Regions from separate parts of the Homo sapiens genome. Here region 1 is linked to region 2. A link is an interaction called in ENCODE POLR2A ChIA-PET data of the cell type or tissue named here. Cell type or tissue: endothelial cell of umbilical vein. All regions are shown on one strand. Each heading gives the region's core, and the rest is flanking DNA. Links, peaks and the distances in the headings are about the cores only.

What was found. ChIA-PET counts read pairs that join two places held together with the same protein. Peaks named below come from ENCODE experiments on the same cell type or tissue, not always from the same donor. Only the 100,000 strongest peaks of a DNase experiment are listed, where the experiment ranks them.
Region 1: POLR2A ChIA-PET joins it to region 2 with 13 read pairs; 5 of 35 experiments call an interaction of 5 or more read pairs at or near these places.

What each region holds. Positions count from the first base shown.
Region 1 is chr10:18,660,683-18,671,284 of GRCh38, reverse strand. ARL5B (ARF like GTPase 5B) reads right to left here. Exons shown (of 6, transcript NM_178815.5): 2 at 4,650-4,710; 3 at 2,608-2,755. Among named protein-coding and RNA genes, the nearest start is that of ARL5B, 6.6 kb to the right of the region's middle. In endothelial cell of umbilical vein, for the core only: no CTCF peak of the experiment used is centred there; no DNase peak of the experiment used is centred there.
Region 2 is chr10:18,531,118-18,541,719 of GRCh38, reverse strand. CACNB2 (calcium voltage-gated channel auxiliary subunit beta 2) reads right to left here. Exons shown (of 14, transcript NM_201596.3): 11 at 7,493-7,644; 12 at 5,524-5,619; 13 at 3,355-3,540; 14 at 1-2,490. The coding sequence ends at 1,996. It overlaps CACNB2-AS1 (CACNB2 antisense RNA 1), which reads left to right and starts at 2,444. Exons shown (of 3, transcript XR_007062076.1): 1 at 2,444-2,526. LOC124902387 (a long non-coding RNA gene) reads left to right here and starts at 6,924. Exons shown (of 2, transcript XR_007062077.1): 1 at 6,924-8,683; 2 at 9,759-9,871. In endothelial cell of umbilical vein, for the core only: no CTCF peak of the experiment used is centred there; no DNase peak of the experiment used is centred there.

The DNA of each region.
Region 1 (10,602 bases), core at 1,285-9,284, 130 kb before region 2:
AGGAGAATCCTTTGAACCTGGGAGGCGGAGGCTGCACTGCTCTCCAGCCTGGGTGACAGACTGAGACTCCATCTCAAAAAAATAAATAAATAAAAAACAAAAATAAATAAAATTAGGGAAACAGACAACTAATCTGAATATAAACTGAGTTGGGCTTAGAAGGGAATAAACGGAAAGAATGTCGCGTGGCAAAGGAGGAATCAACAGAATATGGGAAACAACTGTGAGTTAATGAGAGGAAGGTGTCAATAATTACTTAATACCTGTAACTTCTTGTATTATAATGGACATACTACCGCTTTTGGGGGACTCTTCCACGTGAAGAATTTTCAAAATGCAAAGTGACAGGCGCCACTGTTCTTTGTAGTAATTTTGATATTCTTGTAGAGATCACTTATTAAAAGAACGTTTCATGCAAATGGCATCAGTAATGGATATCTCTTTCTGGACCCATGCTAAGTCCTCCAGAGTTTCAGTCACTTCAAGAACTACCCTTTCGACACACTTTAAGTACATATGGATTCACTAGAATCAACTTTGACCTATTCATCAATGATAACTGCCCTTTTCACAGCTGGAGTTAACTGTGAGCTTAAAACTACTAACAGCTCTGATGTTTAAATTAATCATATGCTACAATGTCATTTGTCCCTTACTTTCTTTTCTTTTTTTTTGAGAGAGAGCGAGACTCTGCCACCCAGGCTGGAGTGCAGTGGTGCTATCTCAGCTCACTGCCACCTCCGCCTCCCAGGTTCAAGCGATTCTCATGCCTCAGCCTCTGGAGTAGCTGGGACTACAGGCACATGCCACCATGCCTGGCTAATTTTTGTATTTTTAGTAGAGATGGGGTTTTGCCATGTTGGCCATGCTGGTCTTGAACTCCTGGCCTCAAGCAATCTGCCCACCTCGGCCTACCAAAGTGCTGGGATTACAGAAGTGAGCCACTGCGCCTGGCCCTTCCCTTACTTTCTAACTTATTCTAGTTTCAGAACATTATTTTACTGTATAAATGTATAAGCTACCCTTTAACTATATTATTTGCTTACAGCTTCTGCATACCCAATAAAATAATTCAGTGCTACCACAAGTTCTGATTATCTATGATACGCCATCTTTGTTTACTTACACGTTGCATTGGAATATATACACACATACACACATGCTATTATAATATAAATCTAGAACAATACATGTTTTTTAAAGAGGCAACTTTGTTCACCAAAAATTATTCATATTATATCCTTTTCTACCTCTTCCCTTCCAACTCCAATTTTTTTTTTTTTTTTTTTTGAGATAAGAGTCTCGTTTTGTCACCCAGGCTGGAGTGCAGTGGTGCCACCTCGGCTCACTGCAAACTCTGCCTCCTGGGTTCAAGCGATTCTCCTGCCTCAGCCTCCTGAGTAGCTGGGGACTACAAGTCTGCCCCACCACGCCCGGCTAGTTTTTTGTATTTTTAGTAGAGACGGGGTTTCACCTGTGTTAGCCAGGATGGCCTCAATCTCCTGACCTCATGATCCACCCGCCTCGGCCTCCCAAAGTGCTGGGATTACAGGCGTGAGCCACCGTGTCTGGCCCAACTCCAATTTTTAAAAGGTTTCATTTTAGAAAAAAATAATTGGTTAGGTGTACTTCTTTGCAAAGAACAATTAAATGGATGCAATTGTGAAATCATACTATCAAGGATAAATCTCTCTAAACTACATTGAATGGCTTTTAAAAAAATCTGCCTCTAATAAGAAATAAAAGCAGAAATAGAACATGAATATATCCAGGTTTGTTCCCCAAGTTAGCTCTGAACTCATAAGTGGCAGAGAACTTTGAGAGATGATTTGCAAATCTACTTTTTTCTAATTAAAAAAAAATCTACCAACATTTTGAATGTTCATGGTATAAAAAATTTTTAAATTAATAAAATATTTTATTCCTCCACCGGTCAGGGTCTCTTAGAAAGTTGTGAGATCTTGGGGAAACCTACATAATATCTCCACGTGTCAGATCTCTCCAACCCTGGAGACATGAAAATCTTGTGAAGATGAATGGAGAGAACCTGGCCAAACAGTAAGCACTCAAGTAATAATAGCTCCAAACAATCTTTCTATTTGCCTTTTCTTTTATTCGAAAACCCAAATTCTTAAGTCTCATTTATGAAATTTTTATTTATTTATTTTTTAAAAAAAGGAAACCCAAATTCCCTACAAAAAAGGATCTTATTAAAAGGCCGGCCACGGTGGCTCAAGCCTGTAATCCCAGCACTTTGGGAGGCCAAGGAGGGTGGATCACGAGGTCCCGAATTCAAGACCAACCTGATCAATATGGTGAAACCCCGGTCTCTACTAAACATACAAAAATTAGCCGGGTGTGGTGGCACTCGCCTGTAATTCCTGCTATTTGGGAGGCTGAGGCAGGAGAATGGCTTGAACTCAGCAGGCGGAGCTTGCAGCGAGCCAAGATCACTCCACTGCACTCTAGCCTGGCGACAGAGCAAGACTCCGTCTTAAAAAAAAAAAAAAAAAAGGCAACTGTCAATACGCCCAGGTGCAGCCTAATTACTTTCTATGTTTACTCTAGGGACCTTTGGATTAAAATTCAAAATTCATCTTAGCATACCTCTGTATTTGAGTAATATGTGTTCCAGGATGATCGCAGAGACTCCTGACCACCAATATCCCACATAAGAAAATGAGTGTTCTTCACAACTATTTCTTCAACATTGCTTCCTATGGTTGGAGAAGTATGAACCACTTCATTCATTAAGCTGTTGAAAAACAGACACCGTAAAAGCTCTTGTAAATCTTGAGAATCTGAAGCAACTTTTATCTCTGTATTTTTAAGATCAATCAACCTTCTGCACCAATGATGGTGATCATTAGCATGAAAATTATAAACCTGGAGAACACTTGCGCAAATCAATATCTAGATAACAACTCCAGAAGAAAGACTTGTTTCTTGTTTGTTTTTTTTTTTAACGGAAGGAATTGCAAGCTTGATGGAAAAGAAAGGAAACAGTGTGGTGTGAATTTGCATTTCTGTGGCCAAAAATTCCAATACCACCATGCCCTGTTATCAGTTAGATAAGACCCAATGTCCCATGCCATCCTGAAAAGCAAGTTTCTAGGTGATTGCAAAATAGCAAATATTGGATAGCAGGCTATCTATAATTTTGAAGACTGTCTAAATTGAGACTTAGTCACAAAAATTAATTCAGGCATATTAATCTAAAGTAGTCCTAAAAAGATGACCATGGGCAAGTAAAAATTTAAATTAACTATAGATATATTTAGAAGGCCAGGTGTGGTGGCTCACACCTATAATTCTAGCACTTTGGGTGGATCACCTGAGGTCAAGAACTTGAGACCATCCTGACCAACATGGTGAAGCCTCGTCTCTACTAAAAATACAAAAATTTGCAGGGCGTGGTGGTGGGCGCTTGTAATCCCAGCTACTCTGGAAGCTGAGGCAGGAGAACCGCCTGAACCTGGGAGGTGGAGATCACGCCATTGCACTCCACCCTTAGAAACAGAGCAAAACTCTGTCTCAAATATGTGTGTGTGTGTGTTTGTGTGTGTGTGTATATATATATATATATATTTAGAATACTGATGCTCATACCCCTCGTATTATCATAATCATTGGTAAAGCTACATTAATCAATTAATTCAACAAATATGCCCTTGCCAGTAACATGTCACTACTGTGTTGGAGGAGGCTTGCAATTCTCTTGGGTTTTATGTATATTTTTGAAGCCATGTGTAAAATTATTTCAACAAAGATGACAGGTTTCTGAAATGTTTATATGTGATGTTTAAAAGCTAATTCATATTTAAACACATAATCACCAATGAATGAAAATGTTTTCAAGAGAAACAAGTAGTTGTTCAACTCTGAAACAACAAACTTTAAGTCAGTAGCTTTTTAGCAAAGTAGCTGAAAAATGCGTTAATCACTGGCTAATGAAGTACTTCTGGTGAGCTGATGGCTGTCTTCTAATGCAACATGAGTGGGAAGAGGTAAGAGCCACACAATGGGGCAAAGAACTGTAGAACTATTTTGTTAAAGTGCCTGGTAGATCCACTTCTACTGCTTAATACTATCATTTCATTGGCATTGAAAGGATAATGGAAGGTACTCTGACAAGTGGAATGATGAGCTGTGAAAATTTCCTAAGGTATTAACAGATTTCTCTGAAAGTCTCAAGACTCTCCCTCTTGCAAGCTACTACAGCAATATTTTCAGGAGTGATCACATTTCTTTTGACAAGTCTGGCTATGTTAAAAAATTCCAAAGCTATTAGTCAGGAGGGTAGCAATGGCTTCCTAGAGCTATCAATTTATTTACATAAACCCAAGTGGGGTAAGAACTAAGTGAAATCCACTTTATCACCTCACCCCAGCACTTCTAATATGCGCTTTATTTATTTAATATTAATTTCTTTCTTTCGAGGGCAGAAAACAATAAGTGTTTGTGAAGGGTTTAGCAAATGTTTATTTCACTCACTTTTCTATAGATTGTGTTCGGTAAAATTAAAAAAACAAAAAACAAAAAACATATATTTAAGTTTTTCCGTCATTATTATAATGCATCTCTTATTAATTGTAAACACATTAGTTTCAATAACTAGTGAAAACTGTTTAATAAACACCCATACTTACAATTGGTAAAGAATGGTGGTTTTCCCTGCATTATCCAGTCCCACTATAATTACTTTGTGTTCTACAAAAAGAAAGCAAATCATAAACATTTAACACTACTGCATTACTGCAATTACATGCTTTCAACAATGATTATTAGTTAGCTCATTAATGAGAATCATTCACTGAATATCTATCACTAGACTTAAAATGCAGAAAGAAATGTTATGATGTTAAGGCTACCTAGGTTAAGTAACAAAATCAATTATCATTGATTCTCTGTCTAGTTCTCATGTAAAAGAATGTGGGAGATGGGTAGGCAGGAAACACCAGCAAAGTTGGTCACTTATATTGCATCTAGGGGAGAGGAGACCCAAATATTAATCTAGGCAAAAATTATAACCTAAATGTAAGTTTTTTAAAAAGCCTGTTTTACACACCTTTTTAGCTCTGTACCAATCAAGTTAGCTTTTTATCAAAATGTTTTCATATCTGTAAGTTTCCCCACCTATGTATACCAGGATCTGTTTCTTCCTCTCACTTAAAAATCCCATGTAAGCTTAAAATTGAAACGTTTCATGTGTCACAAAGACAAACATATACTCTCAAGTTTTTACACAATTACTCATTGTTTAACATTTTTTCAACCGGCTTCTACAGTTCTTTTGAGCAGATTCTGTTTCTGCTCTTTGTACAATGAAAATCTCTTCAGTTCTTTCCTCCTTTGGGTGCCATGCACTAAATATTCACCTCTTTTAATAAGTAGTTGCTAAAGCTCATCTAATTATTCCGTTAAGTGGTATATATTCTGCAATGTCCTTTGAATACAGAAAACAACCCAGATACCATCTTTCCTAGATTTTCACTTATGCCAAGTATACTAAAGATCCCCTTCTCCAAGGCAGAAGAATGCTTAAAAAGTTACAAGTTAACATCAACAGGGTAAGTAGGGAAGTTTCCACAGAATCACAACACAGTTGATTTGTAGGCAACGATTGGGCACATCTCATATCAGAATCCCGCTCTTCTTGATGACCTCTGGTGAATGTCAACATTCTGGTCATATAATCAACTATCAGCTCATATTCCTACTCTGAAGTTCTAAACTTCATCAGCCAAAAAAAGAGGGACCAAGAAAATTTAAGTTCTTGAGATGTGCAGGTCTTCCAATGACCTACACACTCTAGATACAGCCTATTACAGTGCAGGATAAACAGACACGGTCCTCTGGAAGGGCTATTTTCACTATGGTAGAAGCTGCTTTGTAAAACAAAACAAAACTTGCCTGCTTAGTATAACTCACTATAATTCTCCTTATTTATTTGAGACAGGGTCTTGCTTTGTTGCCCAGGCTGGAGTGCAGGGGCATGATCACTGCAGCCTCGACCTCCCAGGCTCAAGTGATCCTCCTACCTGAACCTCCTGAATAGCTGGGACCACAGGTGCACACCACCAAGCTTGGCTACATGTCCTCTAATGAAGCTAATCTTTAAGTATTACCCTGTTTGTTATCCCTTAAAGTACAAGAACCTTTATCAGTGAGGAACAAACAGACTGCCTGGCACTAAGCATTCTAAATTTTGGTGACAGCTAGAAGCTCCACCTACCAAGCATCTACAGAAAACAACATGCCTGCAGTGGTGAGAAGGAAGCCACTAGTTTAAAGATAAGCAAAACTTGAAGGCAGATAATCCTGTTGGGAGAAAGGAATGGAAGGACAGTACCAGATGGCTCCTTCTTGAAGCAACTCAAATGAAGACCCAGGTCATTTGCAAACAATCCTGCTCCTTGCTTCACTTTTGCACTATGATGCTTCACATAATACTGAAGGCCTGTGATGGTAAAACTCACCAATAATGCACCATTTTGAAAGGTAGGTCCCTAACATGAGGAAATGTTAGGTTAAGACACTACTGTTAGGCCAGGCGTGGTGCCTTACGCCTGTAATCTTAGCACTTTGGGAGGCCGAGGTGGGAGGATCACGAGGTCAGGAGATCAAGACCATCCTGGCTAACACGGTGAAACCCTGTCTCTACAAAAAATACAAAAAAATTAGCCGGGCATGGTGGCGGGTGCCTGTAGTCCCAGCTACTTGGGAGGTTGAAGCAGAAGAATGGCATGAACCCGGAAGACGGAGCTTGCGGTGAGCCGAGATCGGGTCACTGTGCTCCAGCCTGGGCAACAGAGCGAGACTCCATCTCAAAAAAAAAAAAAAAAAAAAAAAAAAGACACTACTGTTACTATCAGTTACAGTAAATCAGAATGTTTTAGGCCAGGTGCAATGACTCACACCTGTAATTCCAACACTTTGGGAGGCCAAGGAGAAGTGATCAGTTAAATCTAGGAGTTTGAGACCAAACTGGGCAATACAGTAATATCCCATCTCTTAAGAAAAAAGTTAGCCAGGTCAGGCATGGTGGCTCACACCTGTAATCCCAGCACTTCAGTAGGCTGAGGTGGGCAGACCACAAGGTCAGGAGTTCAAGACCAACCTGGCTAATTTGGTGAAACTCCGTCTCTACTAAAAATACAAAACTTAGCCGGGCATGGTGGCAGGTGCCTATAGTCCTAGTTACTTGGGAGGCTGAGGCAGGAGAATCACTTGAACCTGGGAGGCAGAGGTGGCAGTGAGCTGAGATTGCACCACTGCACTCCAGCCTGGTGACAGAGCAACACTCCGTCTCAAACAAAACAAAACAAAACAAAAACAAAGAATGGTCTGGAAGACAGGATGCAGATAGATGATAAGTTTAAGTTTAGTGTGTTTGAAACCTGCTTACAGTCCAGAGTTAAGAGCAGAATAAGCTGGGGCCGGGCGCAGTAGCTCACACCTGTAATCCCAGCACTTTGGGAGGCCGAGGTGGGAGGATCACAAGGTCAGGAGATCGAGACCATCCTAGCTAACATGGTGAAACCCCGTCTCTACTAAAAATACAGAAAATCAGCCGGGCGTGGTGGCAGACACCTGTAGTCCCAGCTACTTGGGAGGCTGAGGCAGGAGAATGGCATGAACCCGGGAGGCAGAGCTTGCAGTGAGCCGAGATAACGCCACTGCACTCCAGCCTGGGCGACAGAGAGAGACTCCATCTCAAAAAAAAAAAAAAAAAAAAGAGCAGAATAAGCTAAAGAGAGAAATGTGAGCCACAAGATCTGAGATCTGAGCAGTCAGAAGTAAAGGACAATAATCATACGCAATTGGCAACCAGTGTTCAAAATGATAACATGAAATTCATGGATTGGAAAGAAATGATTAAATTATGAAATTAAGATGTTACTGTTACATGGTTCTGAAAAAGAACTACAATTAAAACTGTATTTCATTTGTTCTTAATTCTGGGTAACACTAGAAATAACTGGCCAGGTGCAGTGGCTCACGCCTGTAATCCCAGCACTTTGGGAGGCGAGTAGATCACCTGAGGTCAGGAGTTCGAGGCCAGCCTAGCCAACATGGTAAAATCCATCTCTACTACAAATACGAAAATTAGCCAGGCATGGTGGCAGGTGCTTGTAATCCCATCTACTCCAGAGGGTGGGGCAGGAGAATTGCTTGAACTTGGGAGGCAAAGGTGGCAGTGAGCTGAGATCACAGGACTACACTCCAGCCTGGGTGACAGAAAATATAACAATAATAAATAAAATTTAAAGACATCACTGGGCCAGGCATAGTGGTTCACGTCTGTAATCCTAGCACTTTGGGAGGCCAAGGCGGGCGGATTACCTGAGGTCAGGAGTTCAAAACCAGCCTGACCAACATGGTGAAACCCCACCTCTACTAAAAATACAAAAATTAGCCGGAGTGGTGGTGTGCGCCTGTAATCCCAACTACTCAGGAGGCTGAGGCAGGAGAATTGCTTGAACCCAGGAGATGGAGGTTGCAGTGGACCGAGATCGCACCACTGCACTCCAGCCTGGGTGACAGAGTGAGACTCCATCTCATTAAAAAAAAAAAACAAACAAACAACAAAAAAAGAAATAACTGATGACAGGTTTCCACAATCATAACACTGAGAGAAAAAGACTATGCCTACAAAAGTTCAAAAGAAATTTAAAAAACAATGCAAAACTTTAGAGGTGAGCTATCAAACACACATAACACATATGTATTTCACAGAACTACATTAACATATAAAATGTTTGCAGAGATAATCAGAATTCCAAATTATTTCCTTGAATAATAACTGTCGAAGTAAACAGGCTTCCAGTTCAAACAATACAAAATTGCAGGAATTAACTTTTACATTGCTTTACTTAGACAACACACGCTTTAGTATACTTATTCACAGAAAGGTATCTAATTTATAAGACGCATGAGACTCTAAAATGCTACAGGAAAAAAAAGGATGAGAATGTGGAAATACTGGAAGAAAGACACGGGAAAGGAGCACATAAAGTAAGATCAGTAGTTCTTAACACTGGCTGCACATTCGATTTACCTTGGCAGTGATGCCCAGGCCTCTTCACCCCAATCTAATTTAGTTGGTGTGAGGTGGCGCTTTGGGCCTGTTATTCTAATATATCTAATTCCACTGGAATAGATAAATATAGTTACAAAAATGGAAAATGCTGAGATTGGTAGTTAATTTTGTTGATGCAGAAAACAAAAATATAGGCTAAGATACATCTGTGGATTAAACCCTTCAGTGAGTCCCATTCCTTGCTCTAGAGAGTTTAATGTCTTAGTCAACACTGGAGGCCCTCTGTGATAAGGTTCTCCTGGTTGTCTTTCCAATCTCATCTCCTCTTCACTCCTCGCAAGCAAACTAACACACAGCCAAGCTCAACTATTTTCAGCTTCCCTAAAAGTACCAAACTAGCTCATTCCTCTCCCTTTTGCATATTAGCTCTTCTGCCTAGAATAACACGTCCCTTCTATTCGGTCTGTCTAGCATGCCACCCAAATTCCTACTCATCATTACATTACGTCCAAGTATACCTTGTGCTGCAGCCAACGTTATATTTTTACACATATCTGTTAAATAATTTACCACACTGCATTTTTTTTCATGTTTGTCTCGTTTATTGATGTTTGAATACTTTGCCAAGAAGTAAGGTATCTTTATTCTTTAATTTTGTATCTCCTATGCTAAACTCTGAAGACTGGCCTATGGCTGTATGAATGAATAAGAATAAAATAACAGAATAATCACTGGTTCTAAATTTTCCAACAGGAAAGTTAGAGGAAGAGAAAAATTCTAAGTAGAAATGGAGATTCAGGAGGCCTGAACAATTATGCGAGTATAAAAGTAGCCACTGGATGTCTTTCATCACCATCTACATTTTCCCCTTACATCTTTTATTACCTCTAGTCTGAGTAAGGACACCTCCAACGAAAAAAGACAAGACAGCAGCCATGTAACAGAAAAGGGAGAAAGGAAAACGGGAAAGGATATAAAGGGAAAACCAACTACTTCGGTAACGTTTCGATTCTCCAGCTCAGGGGAAAGAGAAAACTGGTGATTTTTGTATTAATCTTTATACCTTTAAGCATGTCTTAAAATGCTGTTTTACCGCTGGGCGCGGTGGCTCACACCTGTAATTCCAGCACTTTGGGAGGCCGAGGTGGGTAGATCACCTGAAGTCAGAAGGTCGAGACCAGCCTGCCCAACATGGCGAAACCCTGTCTCTACTAAAGATACAAAAATAGGCCGGGCGTGGTGGCGGGTGCCTGTAAATACCAGTTACTCGGGAGGCTGAGGAACAAGAATCGCTTGAACCCAGGATGCAGAGGTTGCAGTGAGCTGAGATTGCGCCACTGCACTGAAGCCTGGGCGACAGAGAAAGACTCTGCCTCAAAAAATAAATAAATAAAAATAATATTTTAAATGTATGGATAATACCCACAAAGTGTGAAGCTCTGCTCACTTTGAAATCATTTGATAAGTAATATTATCTGTGGTTACTGGATACAGGCATATACATATATATACACATGTGTGTGCCTGTATCTATATTTATAACCTTGAAAAAGACTGCT
Region 2 (10,602 bases), core at 1,067-9,066:
TGGCTAATTTTTTATCTTTTTAGTAGAGACGGGGTTTCGCCACGTTGGCCAGGCTGGTCTTGAACTCCTGACCTCAGGTGATCCACCCTCCTCAGCCTCCCAAATTGCTGGGATTACAGGCATGAGCCACTGCGCCCGGCTGATTTATTTTGTTAAATAAGTTAATGTGCAGATCTGAAGTTAGGTAATTATACACAGGCATTTTCCTGGGACAAACTTCAAGTGCCAGGTACTTGCACTCTTAATACTGTCTTACCATCCAGTTATAACTGGACAAAATATACACTTGAGACACGGAAAAGGTCTTAGCCTTAAACATGATGACATTGTAAGCTTCTTACAGCAGTGTAATTGAGGCATGGAGATAATGTCTTCAAGGTTCCCCTTCTGTGTACATGTCTTATGTAGGATAATATTCTTAACATTTTATTCACTTCAAGTCACCCCATTTTGCCCTGATTTCTTCTGAAGAACAGAAACTTTGGTTATAAGAAGCACTTCTGGGTTCTGACAGACAGTGAACCTGCTGGAGTCGGTGGTGGGGAGGAATGGTAGGTAACTGGGAGGTAAACAAACAACAGGAACAATAGGCAAGGTTAGAAATTGAAGTGGGAGAAGTTATAAAAATTTATTTTCCCACGAAATAATTCCACAAGCTGTGTAAACATTTCTTACTAAAACAAATACTCTAACACACAAAGATTGTACATTTCCAGTGAAACACTCACAGTAAAATTGCCTGTATTTTCACTCTCTAGGAGCAAAAACAAGGAGGCAGCAGATGAATGCTTTCCTAGTTACCTTTGGCAGCAAGCTTACTCACATTCCCTGACTGCTCAATGGGTTGTTAAAGCAACATATAGCACAATTAATTAAATACAGAGCGAGGTGGGCAGAATGCTCGATATCAGTCTCTAGTTTCTTCGTTAGTCTTCAGCATTCCAATTCATCTCAACCATTCAGTCACTCGGTGCACACTTTCTTACATACGGACACACACACGTGCATATAGCGAGTTCCGGCTCGTAGACTCCAGTGCAGTGACTAGAACAGACACTAGCTACTAAGAATGTGTCACAATCAGTGTGAACTGTATGGAGTAGAACAACCTCTGGAGTTTTATATTTACCATAATTTATGGTGGAAATTACAAACTTACTTACAAGGATGGTATAACATTCAGAATTCAAACCTTTTCAAGTCAAGCAATCACACATATTTACAGTATGTACACACTTTCTACTAGAATGAGGATAGGTGTCTAGACAATGTTATTACAAATTTCCTGAATGTGGGCATTTCTAGTCCCTGTAATTCATAAAGCAAATCTGCTGACTTGGCATTAAGACTCTAAAATAGTGTGATCAAACTGATATATATATATATTATATATATAATAAGAAGGTGTTTGTTTGCAGAAATAACATTTACAAACTGTCTATACAGTACACAGTACTAGTACATAGAAAATAGATTCTAACTTTATGATCCCCTTTGTGTAAGGCAAGACTGAATCTGTCCCCAAATTTAGTCAGCCAGAGGTACAAGCAAGAAACAGTGGTCCATGAATGAATATGCAAATCAGATGCCTGCGTATTAACGTATTAAAAATCTGGAGAAACAAGAAATTCCACTTTTTATCTGTGCTGATTCTGGCTTGTTGGATACATCAACTACATTTCTTAAAACACTAACATCACCTGGGTGGCAACAGATTTTGTTCAAGTGGCAGCTACCCAAAACAGTTTTTGAAGAGTCCAGTATGCAACCGGAGGACTGCAGCCATACCAGGCCAATTTATGTAGCACTTACAAAAGAAAAAGTATCTCAATACTCTATCCATGCTATTGCTATTCAAGCAACAGCAATAATACAAAATATTACAAGACAGATCACATATGATTGCAGTGTAGACCCCAAAGACTTTGTTTTGGGGATGCTGTTAGTTATACAAGACTTCAAAAAAAAAAAAAAAAAAACACAAACGGGCAAAACTCATTGGCGGATGTAAACATCCCTGTTCCACTCCCCAGCCTCATTCCGTTTTTTTGATATCACTTCTCCATCCTTTTCACAGTAGCGATCCTTGGATTTATGACGGCTGCGCTGCTTGTTGCACTCGTTGTGGTCCTGCTCTCGATCCACGTCCCGGGAACGGTGCCGGGACTCCCTGTGTCTGTGGTCACTGCTCCCGTGGGTCTCGTCTCTGTGGTTGTGGTCACGGTGTGAGGCATAGTGGTCCACGTGGTCATGGGAATAATCTTCCTTTGGCTCTACGTAGGCAGAGTCTCGACTCTCCTGGGTTTCCGAGTCAAATGTCTCTTGCCTGGAGAGGCCGCGACTTGTCCCACTGCGATGGTTGTGGTGTGGGGCTGAGGAGGAAGAGCGGTGCTGGGATTTCTTGACTGGTTCCACACTAGGTTCTTCTTCAGCTTGGGAAGCAGAACGGATAGGAGCGGAGCGATCAGTCCTCTGATCACCTTGAGAACCCTGGCAGCGAAAGGAGCACACCAGGCGTTAACCAAGGTCAGTGTGTAAAGAACATGTCCCAGAGCAAGTGCATTCAAGCAGAGTCCTTTTTAAGCATCCGAAAAGCTGAAATGAAGTCTAACCTAGCTTCATCCCTTTGGTAACATCCAGTGGCATTTATAAGGCTTTATACTATACTATATTAAATTGGACTTTTGTAAGTGCCTAGAACAGTGCCCATGGTAACTTTTTCCTTTAAAAAAAAAAAAGCAGCAGCAGGGAAAATGTTCTTTTATTTATTCTCCTGTGGCTCAAATACAGATGCAGGTCCCTGAGATTTTTCTATACAGCGGTGTAAACTTAACTACCTCTGCTTGACTGTATGTGAGAATATTAAAAATAGCAAATGCTTACCTGATACAGTGATACAGTATGGGACAGGCACTGTTCTGTAGACCCTTTGTATATAATAACTCATTAATACAACAGCCCTATAAGATCATCTCTTGAGATTATTAATTCCAGCAGCCTCTTGGACAGGTTGCCATTATTATTCCTGAGGTAAGAACAGTTAAGAAATTTGCCCCAGGTTATCCACCCCACAAGTGGTAAGAGGTGCAGCCAGGATTTGAATCTAGGTGATCCACTTCCACAGTCTATGCTACTGTTTAGAAAGTTTCGGTAGTCTGTGTATGTTCCCAATATATTCTGTTGATGGTGCTTTTCTTACAGGTACATACACAGCTCATGCTGGACTTGCTTTGAGTTAATATACTAGAACAAGCCCCAAGCAGGCTACTGGGCTTGGATCCTAGAGGTGTCACCATAGGCAACCTTTTTTCTATGAAGATTGTATATATAGATATATATAAAAACTCCCCTTACCTGTGAATTAGAGGCTAGGGTGGGGCTAAGAGGCAGACTTGAAGTGGCTAATGTACGGCTAAGGAGAGGGTTGGGGAGGCTACTGCTGGGAGGATGGGTGGCCTTCCAGTAGGCCTCCAGATAGTCGGCAAGGTGCTCACAGGCATCCTCAAGCTGGTTCTCATCCAAGATCACATCGAACAGCTCCTGCAGAGGCAGACATTCCAGACCACATTGATGCCAGCCCAGTTTTCACCCCCTTCCCACCTCCATAAGAGGAGGAAGGGGCTCATGAGCTGCACCCCTTTGTACTTGCTCCTGCTTCTATAAGTGCTGCTACTATCTCCCTTTTTATTTAGTTAGGAAGTGTCTGACTACCTCAAATCATTGTTGAGGGCACTGAATGCTTAACTAATAAATAATGGCCAGAAAGGTAACAGTTGTTAAGGACATGGCAACCCAGAAAAGTTGTCTATCAATCAGCAATGAAAAAGGCATAGATACTATGGTAGAAAAGAGATGTATATATATTTGAACAGAATAGAATAGAATAGGAAGAAGCCTGTTCTTGACATAAAGATTGTGATATCTTTTTTCTTTTTCTTTTTTTGAGACAGAGTCTTACTCTGTTACCCAGGCTGGAGTGCAGTGGCCTGATCTTGGTTCAGTGCAACCTTGGCCTCCCAGGTTCAAGTGATTTTCCTGCCTCAGCTTCTCAAGTAGCTGGGGTTACAGGTGCCTACCACCAAGCCCTGCTAATTTTTGTATTTTTAGTAGAGATGGGGTTTTGCCATGTTGGCCAGGCTGGTGTTGAACTCCTGGCCTCAAGTGATTCACCCGCCTCGGCCTCCCAAAGTGCTGGGATTACAGGTATGAGCCACCATGCCCGGCCCAAGATTATGAAATCTGAATTTAGAAATTAATAAGGTAAGATTAGGATGTGAAATTTTGACATTGTCCAAACTTCACAGTAGTTCAGTAGAGAAGAAAATAATGCCACTTTTCAAAAGATTTTTTAGTGTTTATTATAAATTTTAACATATATTAAGCAATCAAATATTTATAGACCCTGAAATGGCTATGCTTAAAAAGAAAAAAAAGCCTGGTGCAGTGGCTCATGCCTGTAATCCCAGCACTTTGGGAGGCCAAGGTGGATGGATCACTTGAGGTCGGGAGTTTGAGACCAGCCTGGGCAACATGGCAAAGCCCCGTCTCTACTAAGAATACAAAAATTAGCAGGGCATGGTGGCGTTTGCCTGTAGTCCTAGCTACTTGGAGGGCCGAGGTGGGAGGATTACTTGAGCCCGGGAGGCAGAGGTTGCAATAGTGAGCTGAGACACCACCACTGCACTCCTGCCTGGGCAACAAAGCAAGACCCTGCCTCCAAAACTAAACCTAGGAAAGCTCTAATACCTCAAGGCATTGCATGTAAAGCATAGACGACAAGTGAGAATCTAGGTAACTTATTACTTAGAAATTGATTTGAGACCATGTGAAAATAAATGTCTCAGACAGTTATTAAGAGCAGACAACTTGATCCCTATGATCAGAAATGAATAATATACCAACTCCAAATAGACTCATCATACAAGCCAAATTTTCGGAACCAGGATCTTGTGTTGGATATTAACAAAGTGAAGTTACTGCAGGATGTACGGAAGCTTTTGGTAAGCTATGATCATCGTTTGGATTACTTGTGCTCAAAACACATGATCATGGAAGGAGGGAGGACAGTTTACTTTGGAATGAATACCACTGTAAGTGATGAGGATTCTCTTCCCTGACAGGTGTTTGACTGTTTTTTTCAAAATATAATGCCAGTTCTGGCCAGGCATGGCAGCTCATGCTTGTAATCCTAGCACTTTGGAAGACCAAGGCAGGAGGATCACTTCAGGCCAGGAGTTCTAGACCAGCCTGGGCAACATAGCAAGACCCCGTCTCTACAGGGGGAAAAAAAAAAGTTAGCCGATCATGGTGGCATGCACCTATAGTCTCAGCTGCTTGGAAGGCTGAAGCAATAGGATCACTTGAGCCCGGGAGTTCAGGGCTGCAGTGAGCTAAGACCATACCACTGCACTCCCAACATGGGCAACAGAGCAAGACCTTGTCCCCCAAAAAAAAAAAAAAAAAAAAAAAAAAAAAAGGTCTGATCTCTGTAACTGGATTATGCTGTATATAGAGATAACTTACTGGAGGACACTGAGCCAGTTTATCAGCTGCTACCATCTGGACGTTGAGGTGTTTAGCTTGAGATTTCCCTCGAGATTTTATTAACCTTTGTAAAACCTGTAAAAGATAATGAGTTTTTAACAGAGTAATAACTACATCCAGGTAAAGTACAAGGTACATTATTGACTCCTTTCTCTGGGGCCTTTTTATATACAGCACAAGGGGCTTATAATAGATGGAGCTATAAGATTATCTGCAAAATTAACATGTTAACATAAATCACAGTTGCAAGCTTTAAGCACTCACATTTTTTCTATGCTAGCAGCTCTCAAACATTTTATCTCACAACCTCTTTAAAGAAGCTAAAATGGAAAACTATTAAAACATTTATTTAAAAATTCACAATAAATCTGATACATGTTAAAATATATATATATATATTTTTGAGATGTAGTCTCGCTCTGTTGCCCAGGCTGGAGTGCAGTGGTGCGATCTCGGCTCACTGCAAGCTCCACCTCCCAGGTTCACACCATTCTCCTGCCTCAGCCTCCCAAGTAGCTAGGACTACAGGCACCCGCCACCACGCCCGGCTAATTTTTTTGTATTTTTAGTAGAGACGGGGTTTCACTGTGTTAGCCAGGATGGTCTCGATCTCCTGACCTCATGATCCTCCCACCTCAGCCTAGTAGAGTGCTGGGATTACAGGTATGAGCCACTGCGCCCGGCCGAATTTTTTTTAATAAAAATAGCTACATTTTTACACATCTCTCTAATGGCTGGCTGGCTGGCTTCATAGAAGACAATTGCAGTCTCCTGTTTGCTTCTACAGTCAACCTGCTGCAATGTCATGTTTTGGTTGAAATACGTGAAGAAAATCCAACCTCCTACAGATTTGTAATTGAGAAAAGGAGAAACAATTTAGTATAGTCTTCTTTGATACTACACTAAAACTCAACAAATGGTGGTTCCTTAAAGACTATTTGTTATGTGGAATCTGAACCTGCAGTGCAATTTTCTTACTCCATGACATTCCATTGGTCTGTCTTGAAAATTAATGTTATTCATTGATCATACAAACAATAATGGTTCACTGACTTCAGATCTTCCAAATGTTGACATATTTCATTATACATTATTAAAACATCATATTCATTAATATTACCATTGATCTCAGAGAAAACTTTATTGGGAAGCTTGCAAGTTCTCAGAGATGCATACAAGTTTTCTAAAATTCTGATTGTTGTCTGAAAGCTTGAGTTTTATCATTGGCAACACATGCTGTTCTCCTTTAAGTGACAGGCTTATTTTGTCCAAGAAAATATCTGCTACACCAAGTCGGAATAAGCATAGCCTGTCAGTTGTTGTTTGAGATAAAAATGGTATTCTATGAAAAACATGGCTAGTTTAGTTCACAACTCAATCAAACCAGTGCTTGTCCTTACTTTTTGGTATACAGCAGGAGCTTTGTGTGTACTTTGTTTTAGTACACTGAATATTAAAAGTCAAGATTTAATAAAAGTAATAAACTTTACTACTTTATAAGGACATTAAGTGAAATTGGCTTTTTTTCCCCTCAAACTGCGAAAGCATGGTGGCGGTGAATACAGTAACTGCTGGTACTTTGATACCACAGTCTTGATTTATGTTTAGACGCCAGCAGTTTTACCCACCATTGCTTTTGCATCAGCCATGCAAATATCAAAACAGTGAAAATGGCAAATAATGTCTTAGTATTATCATGGAAGTAGTTTTGACTAAATGGACCCTCTAAAAGTGTCTCAACACTCTCCAGGGATCCATGGACCACACTTTGAGAACAGCTGTTCTAAGCCATGAAACTATATCAATTTAAAAATTCTTGACTATCATGTCTCCTCAAATTCTCTATACATCATAAAGGCTATTACAATAGCCTAATTATAGAAAGCAGAACATAAAATACATTTTAGGAAAGTTTGATTATAGAGCAAACAGTAGCAGTCCTACTTACCTTAGGAGAAGAAATCTTTACATATACTATAATAGGGGCCAAGGAGGTTTTACTGAGTTGAGCTGGATGATTAATTGTATCCGCGTCAAGGACCACCAACTGCAATGTTCTTGCAAGTTCAAAAATCCTTTCGATTTCACTCTGAACTTCCGCTGTAAAGGGCGAAACAATTCAGTTAAAGTGCAGTATTTTTAAGATAAAGTAAAATGGTATACTGTTTCTTCAACAGAAAGGTGAGTAGGTCAGCCATTATGTTAATGCTTACAGGCAATAGAATTGATAAAAATTTACAACAGTAATTTATCCTTTTGGAAAGGGCTGTTTCTCCACACATCATTAGGATTTAAGGAATTTTTCTGTCAACCGGCTACAGAATTTACTTTTAGTATAATACTTGGATTGTGGAAATTTTTAGCTCTCTGCTGACATTCTTTGTGCTTGCAGTCTATGAAATCATTTCATAAAACTGCTGTAAAATAAGAACCTTGACATATCTTCCGTGTGTTCATTGCAGACCACTTTGCATTAGCAACCATGACAGGTTTTCCTTTCAGTGCACGGGCTGATCTATGTTTACATGTCACCTGTATGCCGTCTAGATGTTTATTAACAAGATGAAATACAAAATAAAACAGCAAAGACGTGAATGGCACCAGAAAGAAACTTATCCAAAAACACACCTCATATTTTCCAACCAAAGTAGTCATGTTTTAAAAGGGCAGTTTTCAGAGGCAGCACTACAGAAATCTAAAGTATAAAATTTATAGAAACTTATCACAAAACATTAGAATATCTAGTTGAACTCCGAGAAAATGGCATTCAGTTCATCTGTTCTGTGATCTCCAAAGACTCAAAAACCGGACTGTCTGACCGAATTTTCTGCAATGAGGGAAATATTCTCTGTATGTGGTCCAGCGTGGCAGCAGCTAATGGGCTACTGAGCACTTGAACAGGCGTGTAAATTTTTAAAATTTAATAAATAGGCAGAAGCTACTATTACTAGGCAGCATAGGTCTATAAAGCATAGTACATAGCTTTCACTTCCCACTGCAGTCGTGGAGGTTGAATTCCATGAGACTTTTATGCTAGCAAATGTGGATTTACAATTACCTTTTAATTCCTCTTAGGCCGTTGGATTCTTGCCAGAAGCTTCCTGGAGATAATTTTAACTAGTACCTTATTGAAGAAAAGGTAACTCTCTGGTCACTAATCCATCTGCCTCACAATATGTTATGACTTGAGTCCTTTTTTTTTTACCTAGATATCTTTAAAAAATCAGGGCCCAAACTACATGAGATACTAGCTTTAAAATAACATTGGGCCACTGAATCCCAGTCAAGTTACAACCTAAATTAATATTTACTGTAAGCATTAAGAAATCTGATCACAAAGATTTTCATCTTTGTTTCATCTGTTAAGTGTTCAGACAGTCACAGCATCCCGTGTAACTCCTTGCTTTTAAAGGTTTGAGTAGTACAAGTTTAATATGTGGGTTTTTTTGTTTTTTTTGTTTGTTTGTTTTTTTGTTTTGTTTTTTTTTTTTTTTTTTTTGAGACAGAGTCTCTCTCTGTCTCCCAGGCTGGAGTGCAGTGGTGCAGTCTCGGCTCACCACAATCTCCTCCACCTCCTCAGTTCAAGTGATTCTCTCGCCTCAGCCTCCCACATAGCTGGAATTACCGGCATGTGCCACCAGGCCCAGCTAATGTTTTGTACTTTTAGTAGAGATGGCGTTTCACCATGTTGGCAAGGCTGGTCTCAAACTCCTGACCTCAAGTGATCTCCCGCCTTAGCCTCCCAAAGTGCTGGCATTACAGGCGTGAGCCACTGCGCCCAGCCCTAATATGTGCTGATTGTATAAAACCTGGATAGCCTTAAAATATATTACATATATGGATATTATTTATATTATGTCAATATATTAACATGTTTTAATATATACACATATATAAAGATATTTGTGGTAGCCTTACATACATACTTTACACTCCGTTAATTAAAGGGAAAGAGTTTTAAAATATTTTAAAGTGGACTTTCAGAATCCTGGTGCAACACTGTATTAGTAGATACAACCTTAAGAATCGATGACAAATTCTGATAATACTTTTGACTTCAAAGTAAAAATGATGCTTTTAAAAATGGATGTATCCATGCTAGGAATTTTCCTTTGACAGAGTATATCATGCTCAGAATTTACTCTAATAAAGAAATGTCAGAAACTTCCCCAATGTTCGTTTCTGAAACTGAAAGTCAATTTGATTCTTTCCAGTTGTCCTAGCTAATGAAAGAATGCAGCTCAGCATCTTGAAGACGGGGCAAGCCTTCCTCATCTCCCCACATCCCACAGTTTCTTATACCCACTGAATTAAACTGAAAAATGAACACCTTTCTATGCTTTATATCTCTAATATCTATAAACAACAACAGGAACAATGTTTCCTCTTAGATAAAGAAGAGAAGCTACAACACTGATCATTAGAGAAATGCAAATCAAACCACAATGGGATACCATCTCCCACCAGTTAGAATGGCTGTTATTAAAAAGTCAAAAAATAACAGATGCTGTTGAGGTTATGGAGAAAAAGGAACGCTTATACACTGTTGATGGGAGTGTAAATTAGTTAAACCATTGTGGAAGACAGTATGGTAATTCCTCAAAGACATAAAGATAGGAATACCATTTGACCCAGCAATCCCACTACTGGCTATATACCCAAAGAAATATAAATCATTCTATTATAAAGATACACGCATGTATATGTTCACTGCAGCACTATTCACAATAGCAAAGATGTGGAATCAACCTAAAGGCCCATCAGTGATGGAGTGGATAAAGAAAACAAGGTACATAGAGGGTTAATGACACACACACTGGGGCCTATCAGGGTGGGAGGAAGAAGAGAATCAGGAAAAAATAACTGGTGAGTACTAGTCTTAATACCTGGGTGATAGGAACTTAAAAGTTAAAAAACAAAAAACAGAAGTTAACTTATTTAGAAGGAGGTTTCTGTAATCAAACAAAAAATACTGTAATAACAGAGTAGAGATGGTTACTTTCATTGCGGCTAGTGTTGAGGGACACCTAAGTGGTCAGTTAGGAATTAATAAGACCT